Regions from separate parts of the Homo sapiens genome. Here regions 1 and 2 are each linked to region 3. Evidence: chromatin contacts called from ENCODE Hi-C or POLR2A ChIA-PET data. All regions are on one chromosome and are shown on one strand. The core of a region is the stretch at or near the end of the contact, and the rest is flanking DNA. Distances in the headings are between cores, read along the strand shown. Region 1 overlaps RBMS1 (RNA binding motif single stranded interacting protein 1). Region 2 has its middle 20 kb from the start of LINC02478. Region 3 has its middle 240 kb from the start of TANK-AS1.

Region 1 (2,700 bases), core at 98-2,597, 630 kb before region 3:
ATTCTCAGGAGAGGGACACTTCTGGTTCAGAAGGTCTAAACACTTGGGGACTGGCCTGTTATCCATGGGATTTGAATCTGAGAGATTTAAGGAGCTGGCTAGAGTTGCTGCCTTGGCTTCTTACAGAATGAAGAAATGTTGAAGTTATAGTTAAGGATAAAGTTACTGGTCAATGTCTTTTAGAAAACTGTTACACAATAACACCTACAACTTCTACCCAAGAGCCTTGTGCTTTAATAAAATCTTACTCCACTATTTACTCCTCACTGGCAGAACCTGATCGTGAAAGGGTGTAAAATGTTGATTTGTGAGGCTGGCTGTAGGCTGGGTGTGATCGATGGTGATAATTGTTGTAAGGCAGCCTCACCATAAGCCTGGTGTGGGGACTAGAACACTGGCACATCTCAGGTTGTGGGCCCCTGTCACTTTTTAAAAACTAGTCTTCTCCTCCTCAGTAGGAATGAATTTGAATTCTGGATCTGCAAGACCGCCCTTGCCCCACTGGCCACCTAGGCCTGTTCCAGCGCTTTTGCTGTCACGACAACAATTCTTCTTAAGAGTATAGCCCTTGAAAGGTACAGCTCATGATGCTGTGTGAGTTCAGATCCAGTTCTGTTTTATGTACCGGGTGAGGGAGATATGACTGCACATCCTGAAGGTACCAGGGACATTCCACATGTCTTCAAGTATTTCTTTTGTCCTAGAGCTACCAAAATTTTCTGTTTTTACAGGGTAACAATGCTTAAGAGAAATATTAAGGGAACAAAATGGGCAATAAAAACCTTTGAAAAATCTCCAGGCCTTTTACTAGATTCATAATTTTCCCTCTAAACATTATCTTTTCTGCTACCTGGCATAGGACAATGCCCTCATAATATCACTATACACACAGAGTTATGAAATGTGGGCAAGAGCGGTTTTCAAGCCCCACTGGACACATAACCAATTGGAAAAGTCAGAGTAACACAGAAAGCAGATGTAAAACAAGCTGAAGCCTTTGAAGGGAGTCTGCCAGCAGACACATATGCACTTCATTGAGGCTCCTCTGTGACAAGATGAAGCTGTGAGCGATGTGGCAGAATGATAACAGTGCAACACTGAGAATCTAACAGGCATTCCCTGCCCTTAGCACACAGGGACTTATTCACACTCCATTAATGTCATGGAGAGGTTCAGAAAGCGAGATGGGAAATCATACTGTCTCCTGCAGCACTGAACACACAGTTAGCCTTTGTCTTTGAGAGGTGGTGGTGGTGGCGAGGGGGAGAGGTGTTTGTGCAGGGAGTCAGGGCGCCAGAGCTGTTCTCAGCTCTAGGATAGTTCCAGCTCACATGCCATACGCATTAGTCTTCTCAAAGACTGTACTCTCTTCCAGGAAGGTCCTAGAAGAGCATTTTTAGACAAATCACTGAATCATGATCATGTGTTTCAGTGTTTTTGCCTGAGGCATGTCTCCTAATTTGGACACTGGTTCTAGATAACTAAAACTTCCCATCTCTGTTTCTAACATTCATTGTGTAGAAAACTGCCACCATACTATTTCTGCATAATGGAATTTTTATCAAGCAAGTATTAAGTGGTTGTGGAAAAACTCGATGGAATTCACCTAGCTGTGTCATGAAGAAGCCATGGGTTCTTTTACCCTGGTTGGGGACATTCCATGTAAATCTGACTTAATACAAACAAGCCACCTCCAATATTTCAGGAAAAAATGCAGGACTGGGTGGGGAAAGACAGAAGGAAAGGCCACATAAGCAATTATTTTTTCCCCCAACAAACTATAATATACATTTAAAGAAACATCTGCTATAAGAAAAGATAAAGCCTCTTTTAAAATATAGTGACATCAGACACAAAAGCACAAGATTTTAAAAGAGCATTTCAGAAAGCAGACGGCACTAGAAATTGTGATGTGGTACATTAGATTTTTACAAAACTGTAACCATGTGCTTTATTATGTGCCATGCCCCAGGCCAGAGTGGAACATGGCTGGCATGAGGGACCCAGCCATGCCACTCGGGTATGGAAAGAATATGGTGGCAGGAGGGCAGGCAGTGTAGAAGTGACAGCTCATGTGCATAGCTGACTTCCTCCTGCTTAGTCATCTAGAGACTTCCTTAAGAGTGTCACAGCTAGGATGAGTTCATTGTTCAGTTTGTTCATTTTGAGAAAGTATCTTTCGGGAATTGTGTCTAACGTGGGTTTCTTTTCTGTACTTGGCTCCAATGTCATGGGCAAACTGCCAGCCATGCAAGAATCCAAGTATTCTGACAGGAATCATCCCAGATAATTCTGCTTACGCCAGCTAAACAACTTGCATCATTAAATAAACCGTCTTCTGACTGTATTTATGAAATGTTATGTCTACCTATCAATGAGACTACATTATGCAAACATTCAAGTGGAGGCTCATTCAACTGACCCCTGCCTGACAATATTTTTGTTTTTTATCTGGTTCTTCTGATAATAATCATATGCCCTCCACAGAGAAACTGATGCTATGGAGTAACCATTCAGGGGATATAAAGAAAGAACAGTATCTAATACACAAACTGGTACTCAAAAGAATTCTGAAGTCACCATGTATACAAGAAAAAAAAAAAAAAGAAAAAAGAAGTCTAGAGAAGTTGAAAACTCTTTCACATTCTTTGTGGGTTTTCAAGTCTACTGGGGACTTGTTTTGGAAAAAGCTGAATTCAC
Region 2 (2,752 bases), core at 81-2,580, 670 kb before region 3:
GTGTGTGTGTGTGTGTGTGTGTGTGTAGAGAGAGAGAGATATACAAAAACTAAGAGTGTGTAACTGCCCAGGGAGCACCATAGATGAAGGAACTAACCATACATATGCACATAAGTTGAGTGAGGAGTCAGGGAAAACGCCATCAGAAAGTGATGCTCAACTGGATTCTTGAAGAAAAGGAGAAGATTCCACTAGGCAGATCTGGAGACATGAAAAAGCACTATGGGTTTGGGGAACAATAAATACTTAGTTTGGCCAAAGCATAGGGTATATTGATGTGAGGAGGGAAAGATGGTATGGAGGGAATAATGAGAGATGAGGCTGGAAAAGTGGGCAGGAGTTTCTGGATCTCAAATAATCTTGAATAGCAGTCTAGGTGCTGTAGGTGTTAGATTGTGTTCTCCAAAGTTCTTGTGTTGGAAAGTTGATCACCATTGTAACAGCACTAAGAGGTGGGACCTTTTAGAAGGGATCAGGCCATGAGGGCTCTACCCTCGTGAATGGATTAACACCATTATCATGGGAGGGGTTCATTGTAAAAGGATAAGTTGAGCTCTCTTTTTCCTCTGTCTCACCCTGTCTTGTTCTTCCACCTTCTATCATGGGATGATGGAGCAAGAAGGCCCTCACAAGATGCTGGCCCCTGATCTTGCATTTCCCAGCCTCCAGAACTGTAAGCTGACAAATTTCTGTTCATTACAAATAACTCAGTCTGTGGTATTCTGTTATAGAAGCACAGAACAGACTAAGACGGTAGGGAATTCAAAATTTATCCTGTATATGATAGGGAACCAGTGAAAAATTTTAAACAGAAGAGAAATGCATTCTGATTTGTCATTTTGAAAGATAACCAATGGTAGAACGTTGGTGAATTGGAGGGAGGGGGATCGCCTGGAAAGTTAGTGTAGCAGTCTAGGCAAATGTGGATGAACTATAATGCCAGTGGACATGAAAGAGGAAAGGATCAATGGCAGATCCAGGTGAAGGAGGAGGACAAATAAACCTGAGGTTTCCTGCTCAGGCACTTGGTTGAAGTAACCTGATGTAGCAGAGCTGTATGTATGGGTGAGCTTTGTGTTATTAAACAAAATAATCATTTTAATATTACAATTTGACATATCTATCAACCTCCTATGGGGCTCCCCAAAGAGGTAGGATATTTCAAAGGAGAGAAGCAGTCAGGGCATAGAGTAGATAATGGTTCAGAATGGCTAAGTACAAAGCTGAATGCCAGTAGTGTGAAGGACAGTCAAGGGCCTTCTTTTGGGAACTCCAACCTAAAATAGCAGTCTGGGCTGGCCTGCCTGGATTGGCAGGCCCATGCACTGTGGCCAGGTTGGGGTGCCATGCCTGTGAGCAGGCTGGCTGGATCCCCAGATGACCTTGGCCTGTAGTTAGCTCTTATAACTACATCTTGGGTGTGGCTGATTTCCAAAGTAGCAGCAATGGCAGCTGACAGCTTTGGAAGTGTTTATTTTCTGTAAAGAAAAAATGCCCATAAGAAATACACCTCCCAAGTGGTTGTTCCTCCTGGTTTGATTAAGAGCTTCTGTGGCTGAGAATATGCCTATGGTTTTTGTAAAGCCATTAAAAAATTAATCGCTTTTTTCTTAAGTCAAAATGCCTTGAATCTCTTAGGTAATTTAGAAGAATCAGTGTAAGTTCTAACCCTGGGAAATATGTCAAAGAAATGCCTGCTTGCACGCTTTAGTTCATGAGAGTATCTTTTCCCCTTCTGCATATCACAATAAAAGTAAATTCCAATACAAGGATTCAAAGGCAGAGAAGGAACCTAACCCTAACAATCAGATTAGAAATAAATGCCCTCTTTGAGGATCTGAAGTTGGAATACAAGATTCCACTAAGTTTGAGGCTCTCTGATTAAAAATTCTTGCTGTCACCTACAGCTCACAAGGCCAAAACATCTGGTGCTAAATTTGCTTTAGTGTATGGTAAATGGGGAAAACATTGAGAGATTGCAGAAATAGGATTTTGTTTGTAAATTGAACTTTAGCTATTGTACTTCATCCAGGGAACACTAGAGGGAGTATGTCAGATAGAGGAAAAAGATTACAATGGGAATAAATGGGGAATGAAGAAAGGAGAACTCTAAAGAGGAAGGCGTTTTTGCATATCACTAAGGCACAAAATTTTCCTCAGGCAGATACCAATATTTGTATTATGACCAAGTGACTTTATATTCAAAACCCTGTATTAAAAAACTTTATGATCTTCTGAGCCTGTTCAGAATCTAAAATAGGAGAGGAAAACTATTACTCTCTGACCAGAATCTGTATTCTGTCCATTTCAGGCATTTTATGAGCCAATACAATACAGCTCTACCTGTGATTTTTTAATTTTAGAGGGTACATTATTTGGATGAATAATCTTTCACAGATATTGGATTTTTTTTTTCTTTACAGTACTAGTGGTCATACTTCCAAAAGTTCTCATGGTGAATAGTAATGATACCAGGCATTTTCAGACACTTGTAAGAATAAAATATGCTCTTCATAGATAACCTGAATTGGAAGCCCTTTTCTCTCCATTTTCTCCATAATTCTCAGGTATTAGTTCTACACTAAAACACCATTTTACAATCCAGAGATACTGAAGTTAACTGGCCCAATGTCATGCATATGTCAAAGCAAATACGAACTGATATTTATTTCCCTGTTTTAAATTTCCAGTTCCTCATTTCCTTTGTGCCTCTTGAAGATGCCAAAAAAGTTAGTGAAGACTAGAGTCTCAT
Region 3 (2,700 bases), core at 61-2,560:
GTCAGTGCCAGTTGATGACTGCTGCCCCAGAATAATTGTAAATAGTGCTTCCTTACTCTAAAATATCCCAGTTTGGGTTCTGTATTAATACATGGGTACTCTATGACAAACATCATTTACAAAAAAGTAATCTTCTGATTTTTTTTAATGTCTGTTTGTAGAAACACAATATAGATAGCCATAATATAGGCTCTGTTCAGTAAAGAATCAGTTCTGATAAATTGGCAATGAGAGATAGAGTATTATGAGAGGCAATGAGAGGCAGAGTATATGTTGACTCTTTAAAAATTGCTATCTTGATTTCTTCATTTTTGTGTGGGCAGTGGTGATGGCAGCAGGATGGGTGGTATGTGTGCGTGTGGAGGAAATTGTTAATACCTCTTAAAAGGCCTTTAGAAGGTCTTCTAAGTAAAGACGTCATACAATGTAGTATTATTATAACTTGTTGGAATTGATTTAAAAGGCTTAACAAGCAATAATATAGAGTCATTTGAAAAGTCTATGAGCAGAAGAACGACCAGGGACATGGGTGGAGTGGGTAAATTTCTGAATGGCAGTCAGATCACCTCTTCTGTCTAGGAAGAACATAGAACTGATCTGTGTGGGACAAAAAGCACTTGCATAATGAAGCCAAAACCCAATAGGAAAATCAGGACACCACAAGGAGCTCAAAGTTTTGTTTTGCTTTTGTTCTTTAATCAAGGGAGTGGCAGCTAGTTTGATGGAAGCATTTTTGTGTTAGAACATTGTGGCAAGGGAGAGAAACCTTAATTTCTGTAATTCTTTACCAAGAACTCCTTGCTTTGTCTTTAAAAGTGGGTTAAGCTAATTGTCTTGCCAGGGATTATTGGAGAGAGTCAATGGTGGGTGTGTTAAGAGCCTGGAAGCAAAATGTGAGTACTGTCCCCGGAAGGAGAGAGGTGGGATAACCACTGGGCTGCTTCAGGGTCTTGCTGCAATCTCTTTAACATCCACAGGTCATTCCGAAAATCAGAGTCAGCATGCAGCATGGAAACCACTTCACAACACTTGTTTTATTTCCCCTTTTTTTGGTCCATTGCTGAAAAATGCATGAAAATCTTGTAAACTATAATGTAAGAGGGCCCCAAATCATGGTGATTTTGTACCTCTTAATTCAAGAGGTAAGAGTGAGCCCAACAAGGGCAGCTCGAGAGTGGAAGGCGGGAGGCCCCATTTATTTTCTTGTAATGGCTCCAGCCTAAGTTGCCTTTTATCCACTTAGGCCCACACGATAAGTTCACTCTGGAAATCTCTTCAGCGTGGCTGCGTGCAGATGTAATCGGACCTGCTCTGGGTCGTCCTAATTGCAAACACATTTCTCTCCCTCTGCGGCCATTCCTAAGCAGGCAGTGGTCAGAGCCTTGCCAGGGTTTTCTGGCATCTTCTTCCTGCTTTGTTTCCAAATCTGCATTTTTCTTTGAGAAAAGACGTATGAGAGATTATAAACAGGATAATTATATGGCAATATGATTTTCAATGCACGCTTTCCTTGCAGATTATTTTGAATGTGTAGGGGTTTGTTTTGGTGTGTTTTTTTCCCTCTCTGCCTGTGAGTCAGGGAGATAAAATGTTGTTTTGAAAGTGCAGTATATGGATCCACTAGAAACCTCCTACAATGTTGTTTAGACAAATGGTGAAAGATTATTCAGGGATGAAGCAAACAAAAAGGAGAAAAGGGAGGAAAGAGTAGGCACACAGGTCTCTGTCATTTGGCTCCCATCACTGAGGGTGTGGGGTCTGTCCCTGTTCTCCATTCTAGAACAGCATGGAGAAGGAAAGAAAACTGTTCATAATTACAGCTACAAATTCAGAGTATTACTACAAAGCTATCGATTCTGAAAGGACAGTGTTCTGGTTGAGGAGGTTGAATGTGATTCTTTGAAAGAACACATCCTTCTGTGCTACCCCTATGCTTCATTAAATTTTCCACCGCAGTTTGTAAAATCAGATGGCCCTGAATCTGAAGATGGGATGGGGTAATGTTAAACACATGCTCATCCTTCAAGTCGCATGCATAGACACAGCACATTTATTTATTTTTGGTGCATAAAATCATATAATTTGTGTCTATTTGAGGTAAGGGGTACATCAGGGCCCACACTGATGGCCACACAGGTTGCTTGGCACAGCTCCAGGCATGCGGACTATGGTGTGTAATTGCTGCCCCTGGAGCTCCACAGCAAGAAAGCCCCAGGACAGTACTGTTTCTCATTGACATTTTGTCTCCTATGCCTAGCATGCTTCCTCCAGTGGCACATACCAGGTAGTCATTCAGTTTTGTTGGATATATTGCCAATGTGCTTCCAGAAGATTGAACTTGTTAATAATCAAAGTATAGCCAGGTGTGGTTACATGTGCCTGTAGTCTCAGCTACTAGGGATGCTGAGGTGGGAGGATCCCTTGAGCCCAGTAGTTCAAGGCTGCAGTGAGCTTTGATTGTGCCACTGTACTCCACCCTGAGTGACAGAACAAGACAAAAGAAAGAAATAAAATAAAGATCAAAGTACTACTGTAAAACAAACTATTGATTCCTTCTCCCAACAGCTAGAGATGCAGGGATAAAGAAAGCTCCATCCTGCTCTAGGAAGCTACAGTTTTGTGGGAGGAACATGTTTACAGGAAGTATATGAACAGCACAGAGGGGTCACAGAAGGAAAGTCAGGAATGCAAACTCTGCGT

Evidence for each region. Hi-C counts contacts between places; a loop is a spot of excess contacts on that map. ChIA-PET counts read pairs that join two places held with the same protein, here RNA polymerase II (POLR2A). Pooled maps may share reads with other maps.
Region 1: a pooled map shows a loop between it and region 3 (5-fold over the local background). The contact joins two enhancer-like sites. A Hi-C loop is called at or near these places in 6 of 50 pooled maps. POLR2A ChIA-PET finds 5 or more read pairs at or near these places in 2 of 52 experiments (activated T-cell and activated naive CD4-positive, alpha-beta T cell).
Region 2: a loop to region 3 is called in a map of CD4-positive, alpha-beta memory T cell, with 24 times the contacts of the local background. The contact joins two enhancer-like sites. A Hi-C loop is called at or near these places in 6 of 168 maps with a recorded cell type or tissue (CD4-positive, alpha-beta T cell, CD4-positive, alpha-beta memory T cell, CD8-positive, alpha-beta T cell and 2 more), 1 of 37 single-sample maps with no recorded cell type and 15 of 50 pooled maps.

Annotation. Positions count from the first base shown.
Region 1 is chr2:160,292,429-160,295,128 of GRCh38, forward strand. The region is part of intron 6 of RBMS1 (RNA binding motif single stranded interacting protein 1); the gene reads right to left. Among named protein-coding and RNA genes, the nearest start is that of LINC02478, 22 kb to the left of the region's middle. Within about 2 kb of position 1,348, at least 17 of the 41 ENCODE cell types and tissues checked have a DNase peak (open chromatin) inside an H3K27ac peak, as active enhancers do.
Region 2 is chr2:160,250,426-160,253,177 of GRCh38, forward strand. No RefSeq gene overlaps it. Among named protein-coding and RNA genes, the nearest start is that of LINC02478, 20 kb to the right of the region's middle. Within about 2 kb of position 1,331, at least 7 of the 41 ENCODE cell types and tissues checked have a DNase peak (open chromatin) inside an H3K27ac peak, as active enhancers do.
Region 3 is chr2:160,919,606-160,922,305 of GRCh38, forward strand. No RefSeq gene overlaps it. Among named protein-coding and RNA genes, the nearest start is that of TANK-AS1, 240 kb to the right of the region's middle. Within about 2 kb of position 1,311, at least 9 of the 41 ENCODE cell types and tissues checked have a DNase peak (open chromatin) inside an H3K27ac peak, as active enhancers do.